Linked DNA regions of Homo sapiens: region 1 is linked to region 2. A link is a loop called in an ENCODE intact Hi-C map of the cell type or tissue named here. Cell type or tissue: sigmoid colon. All regions are shown on one strand. Each heading gives the region's core, and the rest is flanking DNA. Links, peaks and the distances in the headings are about the cores only.

The links. A loop is a pair of places that touch in the nucleus more often than their neighbours do. Peaks named below come from ENCODE experiments on the same cell type or tissue, not always from the same donor. Only the 100,000 strongest peaks of a DNase experiment are listed, where the experiment ranks them.
Region 1: a loop joins it to region 2, with 2.7 times the contacts of the local background. A loop is called at or near these places in 1 of 110 quality-filtered maps.

What each region holds. Positions count from the first base shown.
Region 1 is chr13:98,309,368-98,316,950 of GRCh38, forward strand. The region is part of intron 2 of FARP1 (FERM, ARH/RhoGEF and pleckstrin domain protein 1); the gene reads left to right. Among named protein-coding and RNA genes, the nearest start is that of MIR3170, 100 kb to the left of the region's middle. RefSeq lists a silencer at 4,068-4,362 and an enhancer at 6,386-7,028. In sigmoid colon, for the core only: no CTCF peak of the experiment used is centred there; DNase peaks (open chromatin) are centred at 3,436 and 4,633.
Region 2 is chr13:98,186,752-98,194,334 of GRCh38, forward strand. All of the region lies in intron 1 of FARP1 (FERM, ARH/RhoGEF and pleckstrin domain protein 1), which reads left to right. Among named protein-coding and RNA genes, the nearest start is that of RNF113B, 13 kb to the left of the region's middle. In sigmoid colon, for the core only: no CTCF peak of the experiment used is centred there; a DNase peak (open chromatin) is centred at 4,309; H3K27ac peaks cover 336 bases.

The DNA.
Region 1 (7,583 bases), core at 2,339-6,338, 120 kb after region 2:
ACCGTGTTAGCCAGGATGGTCTCGATCTCCTGACCTCGTGATCCGCCCGCCTCGGCCTCCCAAAGTGCTGGGATTACAAGCGTGAGCCACCGCGCCCGGCCAAGAGGCCTTTTTTTAAACTTTTTAAAATATGGCTACTAGAAACTTTTAACTTATATTTGTAGCTCATATTCTATTTCTCCTGGACAGAGATGGGATAGAGAGAAGCTGTAGGAAGCAGAAGAGGCTGGTGCGAGATGGGAGACTTCCATGCTTAAAAAATGCTTAAAAAAGAATAAAAAGTGGAACGAAAGGAGGGAGGAGTTGCCATATTTGGCAGAACAAGGAAGGCAGAAACTGCCAAAAACAGCAAACGCCGTCAAGGCACTGTTGAGGGGTTAGGTGATGCGGAACTGTGCCTGTGTAGGCAACAGCCCCTTACCCCAAACGGACAAACTCGAAACGGTGGGTGAACGCTTGCATTGTTTTCCCTTGTGACAAAGCCATTCCCGTGCACTTTAACACAATGGGAGATACAGCAAAAAGGGGAAAATATATTCCGCATCTGTAATCCTGGTCTTCAGAAGTAATCCCCATACACTTGGGATACTGTCCTCTCTCCGACCTCTTCCTCTGTCTGTGTGCGTTGATGTCTGGTTTTTACGCCGATGGGACCATCCTCTCTCTCTCTATTCCTCCAATCTGCTCTTTTGTTCCACTTAATAGATTACATGTTTTTTTTTTTTCCCATAATAGGCTTAAGTGTAAGATAATCTCGATGGCCTTCAGGGAAATAAAGACACAGAATGACGATGACTTCCACAGTGCAGCTTGCTTGCCTCCCCTTCCCGACGGCAGCTTTGACAGTCCTAGACCGGATCCCATCACTCCAGAGAGGCAGGTCGCCTCTGTGCCTCCCCAGGAATGGTTCCTTTGGTGGAGTTTCCTAAATACCATGGCTAAACCCCTCCCTCCTCTGAAGGGTTATAGCCACAGCCTGAAATAAATCTGTACATCAGTAATTAGGCATCACAAAGATGACACAGACATCCTCATCATCCACACAGCTGTGCTTATGCCCAGGTGCATCTGCCTTCATGTGGCCCAGAGCACATTAGATTGAAGAATTTGAAACTAGGAATTTAAATATTCCAATCTTAGTGAAATTTTCAAAAATGGCTATTTTGCTAATTTATAAAGTCTGAAATGTGGAGGTTTCGAGTTGACATTTGGAGATGGGGTAGATATCAGTTACAAGTGTGAACACTTGGTAGATTTTAGAGGATGGGATGAAACTCGTGGGCTGTCCAGTTGAAGGTGTTGTGTGACTGGTGGTGGTGGGTGGTGGTGGGTGGTGTGGGCCAGGATGTTGATTTGTTTCAAAGAGTAACTTTATCCCCTAAGAAAGACAGTATTTTTGAGTACACTCAAATTGTTTATTGAGATTTGATTTTATTTGTCTTAAGTTTCCTGTTGGAGATGAATCTCAATATATCCTTCCTCCTGCCCCCTTGCAGAGAGAAGCTCTTTGGAAATGCAGGGTCAGAGTCCCCTTCCCCATTACCTAAGAAGGAGAGGTCAAAGGGCATAGCAATAGCATTCCCAGAAATTGTTAGGGTTCATGGAGCAGGAAACAGGCTCTATCTGTGGGAAGTTTGTGAAAGGCAAGGGAGGTAGTAAGGAAATTCAGTGGAAAACTGGGTTAAGGACCTGTTGCTTCTTAGTAATCATTAACTTCTTAGTTACAGCAGAAACAATCACACTTACAAATTAACAGCAGCACCACTCTTGATTGAACTTTCACTGTGGCCCTGGTGGCCTAATGTATCTATTGTGATATTTTTCATGTTTACTGCAAACCTGCAAGCTTCAGGAAGTTATCCTCATTTTGCACATGGGAAACTGAAGCCCAAAATGATCAGTACTATGTCAAAGTCCCATGGCTAAGGAATGACTGAGTGGGATTTAATCCCAGGTTTTTTTTGTTTGTTTGTTTCCTCTCCCAAAGGAAAGCAGTTGCCAAAGTACTAGCAGGTCTGTGTGTGACTCCCTCTCCCACCTCCAGCCCTGGTTTGCTTCCTGTTAGGGCAATGAATTTTGGCCTTTTAAATATTTTAGTATCTTTTAATTTCATGACATACTCTCTTCATCCTTTCCTGCCAGTTGAGAGCAAGGAAAATCGGCAGATAGCAAATCAGGGTGCTGTGTGTGTGTGTGCATGTGCGTGTGTGTGTGTGCACACACGTGCACACGTTGGGAAAGTGGTGGCTTTTCAATGCAATCCCAGCCGTATTCTGGTTGGTGGCCCTTTCTTACACTTTAAAAATCTTATCCTTCTGGAGAAACTTTAAATAAAGTAAGAGCCTTTGAAATTCTCCTAGAGAGAACTCGTACTTTCAAAAATAAACTTTGATGAGCAGGAATGGCTACCGTAATGATGGGTTTGCCTGCCTGCAATGTAACTGCTGTTCTTTTATTTCGTTTTGTTTTTTTTTGTTGTTTTTTGTTTTTTTTTGAGACGGAGTCTCGCTCTGTCACCCAGGCTGGAGTATAGTGGCACGATCTTGGCTCACTACAACCTCCGCCTCCCAGGTTCAAGCAGTTCTCCTGCCTCAGCCTCTGGAGTAGCTGGGATTATAGGCACCTACCACCATGCTTGGCTAATTTTTGTATTTTTTTAGGTAGAGACAGGGTTTCACCATGTTGGCCAGGCTGGTCTTGAACTCCTTACCTAAGGCGATCTGCCTGCATTGACCTCCCAAAGTGCTGGGATTGCAGGTGGTAACTGCTTTTTTTTTTTTTTTTTTTCTTTGAGACGGAGTCTCGCTCTGTCGCCCAGGCTGGAGTGGAGTGGCGTGATCTTGGCTCACTGCAAGCTCCACCTCCCGGGTTCATGCCATTCTCCTGCCTCAGCCTCCCTAGTAGCTGGGACTACAGGCGCCCGCTACCACGCCTGGCTAATTTTTGTATTTTTAGTAGAGACAGGGTTTCACCGTGTTAGCCAGGATGGTCTCAATCTCCTGACCTTGTGATCTGCCTGCCTCGGCCTCCCAAAATGCTGGGATTACAGGCGTGAGACACTGCGCCCAGCCAGTAAATGCTATTTTTAAGGTGGTCATAGCTCAGTTTGCAAGGTGCATGTTTGTGCTTCAAACTGTAAGTATTCAAGATAGAGAAAAGATGGATTTATTCTAGCATTTCAGTTTTAATTTTGATGATACAAGAAATTCATAATGCTTCCCCCCCCACCGGAAAAGAGGTCAGTATAGCTCAGTGGAATAATTAGTACACCCAGCTGGGGCAGAGCTGTTTTTTAAAACTAGGAGGCTTTAGAAGATGGGGACATTATTTATAAGAAAAAATTTGAAGCATCTCTTACATCAGTTTATAAGCCTCTCCTGCATAAGAACCATCACAACAGAGCCGCGGCGTTTTCTTGAGTCACTATAGAGGCCGTGTGCACAGGGCGCTCTGCCTTCTCCCTCAGCTGGGCTCACTGGCTTACCCGAGGTCTTTACAGTGCGGCTTCTGACTTTATCACAGACATAATTTGGCTAAAGAGGGCAGGAGGAGAAGTGGGCCAGGGTTTTCTTTCATGGGCTACTCCAGAAGTCAAGCTGTTTTAGGTTGAACTGTGCTCCCTCCAAAATATGTTGAAGTCCTAAGCCCTGTGAATGTGACTTAATTTGGAAGCAGAGTCCTTACAGATGTAATGAAGATGTAAGTTAAAGTGAAGTCACTCTGGAATCGGGTGGGTCATAATACACACACACACACACACACACACACACACACTCACTCGAATCGGGTGGGTCATAATACACACATACACTCTGGAATCGGGTGGGTCATAATACACACACACACATACACTCTGGAATCGGGTGGGTCATAATACACACACACACACACACACACACACACACACTCTGGAATCGGGTGGGTCATAATCCTCCCCTTCCCCCAAACACACACACACACACACACACACACCTGCACAAACGTGCAGGCCCAGGGAGAAGGCCGTGTGATGATGGGGGCAGAGACTGCAGTGCTGGAGCCACAAACCCAGGAGCGGGATGCCAGGGCTTGCCAGCGCCACCAGGAGAGGCATGGAGCAGATTCTCCCAGAACCTTCAGGAGGAACCGGCCCTGCTAATGCCTTGACCTTGGACTTACTGGCCTCCTGAACTGTGAGAGAATAAACTTCTGTTCCTTTAAGCCACCCATGAATGGACCTTTGTCCCTAAGAAACTGATACTCAAGCCAGCTACCTAAGGCTGCTGTTGGACTTACTCTCTATGATAGCTAAGGCTCCCCTCGCAGCCCCAGCTGAAAGATTTTTGCTTTGGTCTGCTAGCCTTTTTAGCATGAGTCTATCGTCATTCCTTTAGAGAAAAAAAATGCGGAAGAAGTAACATGGCACAACACTGGGAAGGGATCATAGGGAAGGACCTGCCAGCCGCCTCCTCATCTCGGCCCGCTCTTTGCTCACCTCCTCGCCCCACAAGAGCGCCTGTGATAGCCCACTTTTAGGAAAGACTAGACTTCGAGAAAAACCCACCACCTTGCAAGTCATCATCATCTAAACAAAGACTGGGTTTAGGATGAGGGTCCCATCCTCACGGCTCACTCACCGTTTGGCAGGTTGCCAAGGCTGCCCAAGCTACAGGTCCCTCTTGTGTAACACGGATTGAGCTGGGTCCAAGCTCAGGCATGTAGGGAGAAGAACGTGTGTGCGGATGGGTACAGGTGCAGGCAGGGAGGCTTGGGGTTGAACACTAGATCTTACGTCAGTGTTTGACATGGAGCCAGTGTTATAAGTCACATTCTTCTTGGTGAGAAAGTGAAAGTAGCAAACATTTTCCTGAGATCCTACTATATACCTGGCATTCTGCTGGTTAGCAACATTTATTATATTTTATGTCTTTTTTTTTTTTTTTTTTTTTTTTGAGATGGAGTCTTGCTTTGTCGCCAGGCTGGAGTGCACTGGCGCAATCTCGGCTCACTGCAACCTCCGTCTCCCGGGTTCAAGCGATTCTCCTGCCTCAGCCTCCCGAGTAGCTGGGACTACAGGCGTGTGCCACCATGCCCAGCTAATTTTTGTATTTTTAGTAGAGACAGGGTTTCACCATGTTGGCCAGGATGGTCTCGATCTCTTGACCTCATGATCTGCCCGCCTCGGCCTCCCAAAGTGCTGGGATTACAGGCATGAGCCACCGTGCCCAGCCTATGTCATCTTGTTATTCATTTTATAATTTCAAGACGGCTCAAAAAAGAAAGAGGTGGGGAAATGTTTGTGGTGGAATCCTGGGTAGTTTGACATGACAGCAGAATTTGCTTAAAGCAAATTAAATGAAATCAGCCAGGCCCTGCAAATTGCTGTCTCCTTTTTGAGGCAATTAGACCCCACGAATAACCCAGCTCTTGTGGTCCTGCGGGACGCATTTCCCAGAGCACCTCTAGGGAAATAGGATGAGCCAATTAAGGAAGAGAGGGGCAGACCGATTGTCCTTATTGTATGTATGTATTGTTGGGAGGAGCTTTGTGTTTGCTTGGGACTCGGATTGAAGATAGCAGATGGTTCAAAGACTTGGAGTGGAGAAGGTTGGAAAAACACCAGGACCCTGTGTGGGCGAGAGAGAAGCTAAAACACCCAGAGCTGGGAGGCCAAGTCATGGATGGCCAACAGGACAGCGCTCCCAGGGCTCCTTAAATGGCTCTTTGGGCCTTCTCAGATGGTTACACAATAACAATCGACTGTGAGTTAAAGATGAAATTTTGTTCATTTGTTTGTTTTTTAAAACAGGGTCTTGCCCTGTCACTCAGGGTGGAGTGCTGTGGTGTGATTCTGGCTCACTGCAGCCACAGTACACCTCAGCCTCCTGAGTAGCTGGGACCACAGGCACATACCACCATGCCCAGCTGTTTAACGTTTTTGCTGAGACAGAGATCTCACTATATTGCCCAAGCTGTCTCGAACTCCTGGGCTCAAGCAATGCCCCGCCTCTGCCTCCCAAAGTGCTGGGATTACAGGTATGAGCACCCCTCCCAGACAAGGATGAAGTGTTTTATGCGAAGATGGTCCATTAAACCAGCTGATGTGTTATGATCAAGCACTTATCTAAATTTTCCTGAACTTTACAACTCAAGTTACTTGTGCCCGTTTGTCTCCACTCCTAAAGGAGTTTCAGGAGATAGATGTGAGAACAGGTGGCCTTTCATGAAAGTGCCATGTGCAGTAGGAAAAACCAGGCTGTGTCTGGGAAGGCTGAGGAGTGCAGCAGTGGGTGGAGACGGCCGTGCTTAGGAGCTCACATCTGCTCGCTCTTCCTTCCTTCGCCTCGTGGTGTCCTGGAAAACAAAAGATGCAGAGGAGACTGTGAATGCTTGAGTCACTGCAGTGAGGAGACTTCAGAATTCACTGGTGGTTTTCTGAGTCCCAGCCCAGCAGTAAGAGCAGTCGGGCAGTAAGAAATTTCTTGCCAATTTCGCTTCCAAAGGTGAGTTACAATTGTGATCCTCAAATAAAATAGCTCCTAGAACTTCACATTTTTCAGCGTCTTATTGTCATTGATAATCTTCAGTGGTTTCAGATGTTCAGGCCTCTCCCTCCTATGGACAGTATCACCAGTGCCTTCCAACAGTGACACTGAAGTGCGGCTTATGTCATGGACCCGGGGAATGCGGAGGAATCTGTCACATGAGACGGTTTCGGCTGGAGTATGTCAACCCTCATGGTTGCTGTTGAATTTGTTTGTGAACATTTGACTGCAGGCTGCTCTCATTCAGTGTGTGTCAACCCTTGTCTCAGGAAGGTGCTGAGCTATTTTTAACAGTAGAGTGAAGAGCTACCGCCTTGGCTCGAACCAGCTGTCCCCTACTCTCAGATGTGGACTCCCTAAAAAAGTCATAACACCATTAACAAGCAAAACCCCTAGCCAACAGGGGGTTCCTGTTGGCAGTCAGGCACTGCTGGAAGTTGTTTCCTTGTGAAAAACTATTTAATCTCCATGAGAATCCTGCTAGGTAGTTCTTGGATCATCCCAAATTTTGTAGATGTGGAAACAAAGGCATAGAGAGGTTAAAGAACTTGTTCCAGGTCACACAGCCCATGCGTGGCAGATCCTCTGCAGCTCCTGGTGCACCCTGCAGACACAGGACCCGGAGCCCCCTCCCCATCCAGGTGAGGCCCATTGCCCTGGAGAGCTCAGCCTCCAGCAGCCATGCCTTTGGGGTCCCACCTCTTTCGCCTTGGGGGTCTCCCAAGTCATCTTCATCCTTGCGTTGTAACACAGCTAAAGTTTTTATTTGTAACTAGTGGATGCCAGAACACTGCGTTGCAAGCATGTGTATAGCTTTACCCAGTGATTCCGTCATGGGGAGATTTTGCCGAAATGAGTCTTGTCCCCTTCAGTTGGTTTGAGCAGCCACCGCTGTGATGGAACCAGAGATAACACCAGGCCTGACATTTGAGGGTGTGTGTAGGTAGGTTCTTTGTGAAGAATTAACTCCCGCTCAGAAGCAACCAGTTGGAAAGCAAATAGGGGTGCTTTTCACATCCCACTTTGGTTACACGTTCTCAGTAGGTTAGGAAAGTTTAG
Region 2 (7,583 bases), core at 2,323-6,322:
GAGGTCGAGGTGGGTGGATCAGTTGAGGTCAGGAGTTCAAGAGTAGCCTGGCCAACGTGGTGAAACTCCATCTCTACTAAAAATACAAAAATTAGCTGGGCGTGGTGGCATGTGCCTGTAATCCCAGCTACTCAGGAGGCTGAGGCGTAAGAATTGCTTGAACCCAGGAGTTAGAGGTTGCAGTGAGCCAAGATCGCGCCACTGCACTCTAGCCTGGGAGATGGAGCGAGATTCTGTCTCAAAAAAAAAAAAAAAAAAAAAAAAAAAGCCATTAACGTGCACATACAGATATATGTGTTCAAATCCCTCCTTCCATTTCTTTTGAGTTTATACCCAGAAGTGGAATCACTGTATCGTATGGCAATTCTATATTTAATTTTTTGAGGAATTGCCATTCCATTTTCTACAGCTCATTCATTATTTTTTGACCTGGAAACTAATGTATCTTTCCAAAATGATTGCACTGACTTATGTCCCTTCCCTTGCAGGTAGAATGTCTTTCTGTGAGCCTCCTCTTTGGTGATGGTGTTCTTTCAACATATCTCATATTTGAATGTTTACACTGTAATGTGATAGCCCAATTAAGAGTGGAGATGCTGTCACATAAGGCACCGTATGATAAGTGTCAGAAGAGAAACACAAGATGCTTTGAGCTCCCAAATAGAGGGGAATGGAAAAAGTTTCATGGCATTTGAGATAATCTTTGATAAAGGAGCAGAATGTTGGCAGGTGGAGATGTGGGGGAGGAGGATCCAGGCAGTGGTAAGGAAGGGGGCTCTGTGTCCTGGGGAGAAATAGAGAAAGTCTTGGAAAGTAAGTTCATGTCACCTTACAGGGCCTTGAATGTCAGGCGAAATAACTTATTCAACTTCGTAGGTGATGAGAGCTGTGGAAGGCTTTGAGCAGGAGAGCAACATGGTTATAGCTGAGTGGAAATCATTTGAGTCCAGAAGTTGCTGGATTACCATATGGAGCTGGAGACTATAGCTGCAGAAATCGTGTGGCTGTTGAAATAATCTAGTGGAGAGGGCTGTTGGGGACATGTACAGTTAGTTATCTTATTTTCATTTTCCTCCTGTTGATGTAATTTCTGTGACCAGAGTCTTGTTCTATTTTAATCTGCAAAGCATGCTGTTCAGTATGACATGTAATAAATGTTGAACCCTCTTTGGGGAGTCAGTCAATCATGAAGACAATTATTTTGACTTGAGACAAAGAAAATGAAAGTCCTGAGGAAAAGTGTTCACATTTGCTATTTTAAGCTGGGAGAGCAAATGTTCTCAGAACTCTGCGGTCCCTTGGATTGGGTGCAGTTTGCTCTGCTGAGCGTGAGTTGGCAGCCCTGCCTGCTTGAACATGGCTGCCGCTTGTTGTTCAGGTTGAGTGGACTTTCCTGGTGGGGCCGAACACCCCTCGCATTTCGGCAGCACCCACGTGGGCCTCTTGTTCACAGGAGTGTCCTGAACAGAACAGTTTCTGTAAGAAAGAAGCCTTCATAAATATTTGTTAAAGAAGTTTCAGGCCGGGTGCGGTGGCTCACACCTGTAATCCCAGCACTTTGGGAGGCCGAGGCGGGCGGATCACGAGGTCAGGAGTTCGAGACCAGCCTGACCAACACTGGTGAAACCCCGTCTCTACTAAAAATACAAAGAAAAAAAATAAAGCTGGGCGTGGTGGTGTGTGCCTGTAATCCCAGCTACTCGGGAGGCTGAGGCAGGAGAATCGCTTGAATCCTGGAGGTGGAGGTTGCAGTGAGCCGAGATCATGCCATTACACTCCAGCCTGGGGGACAGGGTGAGACTCCGTCTCAAAAGAAAAAAAAAGGAGAAAGAAGTTTTCTAGCTAGAAAGGAGAGGCTAAGATGTCTGAAGGCTTAAAGCGGTGCCCTTGTGCCTTGACTGCTTCCTGGGTTGCCCAGGCTGACCTGCGGGTCCCCTGTGGGCTTCACTATGGCTCTAAGGGAGGTGGAGTCTGCGGTGTCCACACCCCCTGCACTCTGAAGGACCCTCCTTCCTTGAGAGAAGTCCCTGCGAAGTCCTCCTTCAGAAGTGTTCGGGGGGTGAAACGGGGACGCATGTCCTGCACATCCGAGGCTCACCGTATGGGCCCAGGCTCCTTTCTGTCATTGATACCAATTGACCTTATGTGTGCTGAGGACAGTCTTTGGCCCTGGACCCAGGATGTTTCTGAGGTTACAAGTCCAGCTTGGTGGCAAACCGATAAGGCCCATGAAGGCTCGCCAGCTCCACAGGTGTCAGACGGGCCTCAGGGCAGGAGTGTCTTTCTCCTCTCCTTGTCCTGTGATGCAGGTCACTTCCCATGATGTCCCCAGTGAATGGCCCGGGCTGGGTTGCCTGATGGGTGCTGGCCTGTGGGAATGTACTCCTTAACAAGGAGGAAGAGCCAGGTGTGCCCAGTGGCCAAGAACATGAACCCATGCCCCCTTGCAGGGCTTCAAGTAGATCAGGCAGCTGGGGCAGATTTCTTAAGGCTGTGGTCAGAAATGAGTACTTTTTTTTTTTTTTTGGTCATCATAAAGCAGTACAGGAAAAGCACTTAAAATATATTTAAGGCCTTTAATTTATAATGCATTCTTAAATAAATGTTCTTTGTCTACCTAAATTACCATGGACTGTTTCAGACCAAGTTCACAGAAGGTATTTTTTCATTTTTTGTGCCATACTTTGGTCATTTTAACAGGCAGACAAGAACAGCTTTTGATGATGAGAGAATCATTAAAGATTCTGTTAAGAAACCTGGTATTATAATGAGCAGAACAGAAAGGAACTTGAGTATATGATAAATTAGTTAACCAGATTATGTAAGTTGTAGGAATAGAAATTCCCTAACCAGCCCAATATGTATTCAAATTAAATACGTATTCGAGAGGGAGAATATTTACTTATTATTGCCATGCATATTATAGAAAACTTCTCAAGTCAGGCATCGTTGAATTTTCAATTTAAAAACTAGTTTGAGGCATAATGTAATAAATCTGTTTTGCATTTTTATTTTCAGTTTCCCAGGAAAGATTTCAGTTATAGATGGTGTATTATCACAATTTCAGGAGCAACAGTTGAGATTTGTGATTTCTATTAACCAAAGCCTTTTGGGTTGGCTATTCTTGTTGAAAAACTTAATTAAAAATTATTTTTTACTGCTTATTTAAAACATTTTTACCTTTTTCATGCAAGTTCTCTGTCTTCAAATTATACCGTGTTTCCTTTACTAGAAATGTCTGTATTTAGTGACCGAAGATTGCCCTTGTCTTCTGTTCTTGGCCAGTTGCCACTGTCCCTCCCCCTCATCCCTGCACCGTTGGTTCTCTTGACCCTGTCTGTAATGGCTTTATATTAACTTTTCTCTTTTTGAGTTGATCCGCTGAAAAATTTTAATGGTGGTGGGATTAAAGAGATCCCCACTTCTTTGTCATTTCCTTTAAAAATATTTTACAATTTTCTCCTTTTCTACAAGGTTTTTTTGCATCAATATAGGAACAATTATGGTGCAAACCTTTTACAACAAACTCTATTCCTGCATTGTACCTCCACACCACCAGGGTAAATGGTAAAACTCTGAGAACTTCCCTTTTTCTCAGGCTGTTGTTTCTAGAGATACATTCATTATAAATCAGTGTTGAAAAAGCTCCTACCTCAAAGTCTTTAACTCTGTATATGTTTATTTTGTGCTCTCTCTTATCTTCCAAACTTATTAGAAGCAAAATCAAGGTTGACTGATAGGAAATTAGCAGGATCCCTTTCCTTCCCAGCTGGGAAATGGGTAATAAGCATCAGATGACATTTCATTTACTTATTTATTATTATTTTTAGAAACAGGGTCTCGCTCTGTTACTGAGGCTGGAGTGCAGTGGCACAATCATAGCTCACTGCAGTCTCAGCTCCTGGTCTCAAGCCATCCTCCCATCTCAGCATCCTGAGAAGCTAGGACTATAGGTGCATGCCACCATGCCCAGCTTTTTAAGTTTTTTTTTTTTTTTTTGGAGAGACAGGGTCTTGAACTTCTGGCCTCAAGTGATTCTCCCCGCTTGGCCTCCCAAAGTGCTTAGATTACAGGCATGAGCCAACATGCCCAGCCTCATATGATATTTCAAGTAGATCTATGAGTGATCATTCCATGATTTTCTTTTTTAAAATAAAAACAGTGACATAGGTAGTCCTTGACTCCAGAATACCAATTACAAGTGTTCTGGATATATGGACACTGCATCTTATCATCTCCCCCGGTCCTGCCTCTGGCACTGTGCCCACCCATGCCCAATCCTTCCTAAAAGCAGAGCTGACACGCAACGTGGCCAGGACCTTTCCTCTCCGGCCCGACACTGCTGGAGGCATTAAGGGAACTCCCGGGCCTACCCCAGCTGTCGTGGTGACCTCTGATGCTGCTAGGTTCCTCATAATGGTGCCTGTTTTTCCTATTTCCAGGAGCTTCAACCTGTAGAACCCTTGACCGTACTAACCTTTGAGAACACTGCCTGTGTTCTCAACATCAAAGAGCAACCTTGGGAGTCTCGGACTGGGTGAAACGAGCACTGGGGATGTTGAACTGGGCTTCAGAATATACTTGTCAACAGAAATGAAACTAAATAGCAGTTAGGTCTTGTTCATAGTGTTGTTAAGCTTCATCGTGGTGAAATGGGCTTTCCAGGGTTGACTTGAGAACTCTTCCACCATGTAATAGTGGAAAATGCTTTGGGGTATGAAGTATTCATCAATATGAGAGTAAATATTTGGAATATAAACCTGTTCATACTGTATAGACTACCAACGTGAATTTCATCTCAATTATGAAAGCATTCTGGGAGACTATGCTTCTTCATTTTATTTTCAGTATTTCTTTTTTTCCTTCCTGTAATATAGCAATAAGACCAACCTCTTAGTTAAATAAATTTGGCCAGGTACAGTGGCTCATGCCTGTAATCCCAGCACTTTGGGAGGCCGAGGCGGGCAGATCACCTGAGGTTAGGAGTTTGAGACCAACTTGGCCAACATGGAAAAACCCCGTCCCTACTAAAAATACAAAAGTTAGCTGGGTGTGGTGGCGCATGCCTGTAATCTCAGCTACTCGGGAGGCTGAAGCAGGAGAATCACTTGAACCCAGGAGGCAGAGGTGGCAGTGAGGCAAGATCATGCCACTGCACTCCAGCCTGGGTGACAGAGCAAGACTCTGTCTTAAATAAATTAAATACGTAAGTAAATAAATAAATTTTAGAGAAAAATGACTTGTAGTCCCGAAACCCCAGCAAGTCAAATTCTTTGCATCTGACATCCAGACACTGTGTATTCCTACTCGTTGTGCAGAAGCAATTTTTAAATTCTTTAAAAAAAAAACAAACTTTAACATCATAACAAATTGAGTCCTCTGCATTTCACAGTCTTCATGTTTGTGATTTTTGAGTGTAGACTGTTCTAGGCAGCAGATATGCTACAGTTTGGTTAACCTTTCTTTGCGTTTATAGCCTTTTTATTGCTTGTGTTTATAGCCTTTTTATTCCTTGGGATGATTTCCCAAAGCCAAATTCCTATAAGTGACAAATTATGGGTATTTATGGTATTGGTCCACATTGATTTCTGTGTGTGTTGAATCACATTGCCATCAACCCCAGCAATGTAACATTGACTGTTACTTTTTTTTTTCTGAGATGGAGTCTTGCTCTGTCTCCCAGACTGGAGTGCAGTGGCATGATTTCAGCTCACTGCAACCTCTGCCTCTCAGGTTCAAGGGATTCTCCTGCCTCAGCCTTTCGAGTAGCTGGGATTACAGACATCTGCTACGACGCCTGGGTAATTTTCTGTATGTTTAGTAGAGACAGGGTTTCACCATGTTGGCCAGGCTGGTCTCCAACTCCTGACTTCAGGTGGTCCACCTGCCACAGCCTCCCAAAGTGCTGGGATTACAAGTGTGAGTCACTGCGCCCGGCTGACTTGTTATTCTACTTTCAAAAAGATGATCTCCAGAAAAATTTCCTGGGCCATTTTAAGAAAAATTATTGATTATAGGCAGCTGTTTTAAATTGACCAGAAAAGTGAGGAAGCCAGAGAAATTTGCTTGTACAAGTAATAAAAAAGAACTTGGTCCGTCTAATTTTGAGTTGGTATTTTATCAAGTGAAGTAGATTTAATGAGATGTCTATGTTTCTTCAGTCCCTCACCTAAGCCACAAGTTGTATACGTGTCACACACGCAAACCCCGGCAGGGTGTGTCAGCAACCATTCACAAGTAAGATGCCATGCTGCCAGCCCTTGTCTTCCAATAATTATGGTTGCCAATTACCAGACAACCAGACTGTTCTTTTTTTTTTTTTTCGAGATGGAGTCTCACTCTGTTGCCCAGGCTGGAGTGCAGTGGTGCAATCTAGGCTCACTGCAACATCTGTCTCCCGGGTTCAAGCGATTCTTCTGCCTCAGCCTCCCAAGTAGCTGAGACTACAGGCTTGCACCACCACGCCTGGCTAATTTTTGTATTTTTAGTAGAGACAGGGTTTCACCATATTGGCCAGACTGGTCTTGAACTCCTGACCTCGTGATCCACCCGCCTCGGCCTCCCAAAGTGCTGGGATTACAGGCGTGAGCCACTACGCCCAGCCAAGACTCTTCTTACATATGTTTATTTCCCCTCATAGAAGCAGCCAGCTGACTTATTTAGAGCAACCTGTCAGAGTGCGTGGGATCGTAGTCTACGAAGTGATGTCTTGTGTAGAGCAATGGTGTATTCCTGTCAAATTTCCTGCTGGCATTTCTTGGTGTTAGTGTTTTCTTATCCAAAAATAGGGCTTGCATGTCATTAAAACCTTCGTTGAAGCAATTAATAAAAGATTCTGGTAAGTTTCTGGAGACATTCTTTAATTATTCAAAACTCTTTGGGCACATTCTTCAAGTAGCAACCCACTTTGCTGTACCTTCATCCAGCCCCAATTCCTGTCTAATTCACAACCATGTCATGCTTGTTTCTTCCAAATGCCTTGTGGAAATCCAGCTATGATATGGCTCTAACAGTCTCCTTATCTCCCAGCCTAGACATCTGTCAAAGACAGAAAGGAGATGATTGTGGCCTGATTTAGTCTTAATGAAGCCATCTTAGCTTCTAGTGATCCTTGCTTCATTTCCTGAGTCCTTTTATTTATAACAGTCCATTTGGACATAGTCTTTTAGCAGTATATTTTAATTTCTTGAACTACACAAAAATTAATAGATTCTTTAGTTCATTGCCTGTTTATTTTCTAGATGGATTTTCTTTTGCTTTATCATGCTCTATAATGCATTCTTCATGGATTTTTGTATTGCTGAAAATTTGTATATGAATAATTTTATTTTTATTATACACCATTTTATTTTATTTTCTATTTATTATTATTATTATTTTTTGAGACGAAGTTTTGCTCTTGTTGCCCAGGCTGGAGCGCAATGGCACAATCTCGGCTTGTTGCAACCTCCGCCTCCTGGGTTCAAGCGATTCTCCTGCCTCAGCCTCCCGAGTAGCTGGGATTACAGGCGCCTGCTACCATGCCTGGCTGATTTTTATTTAACTAGTAGAGACAGGGTTTCACCACGTTGACCAGGCTGGTC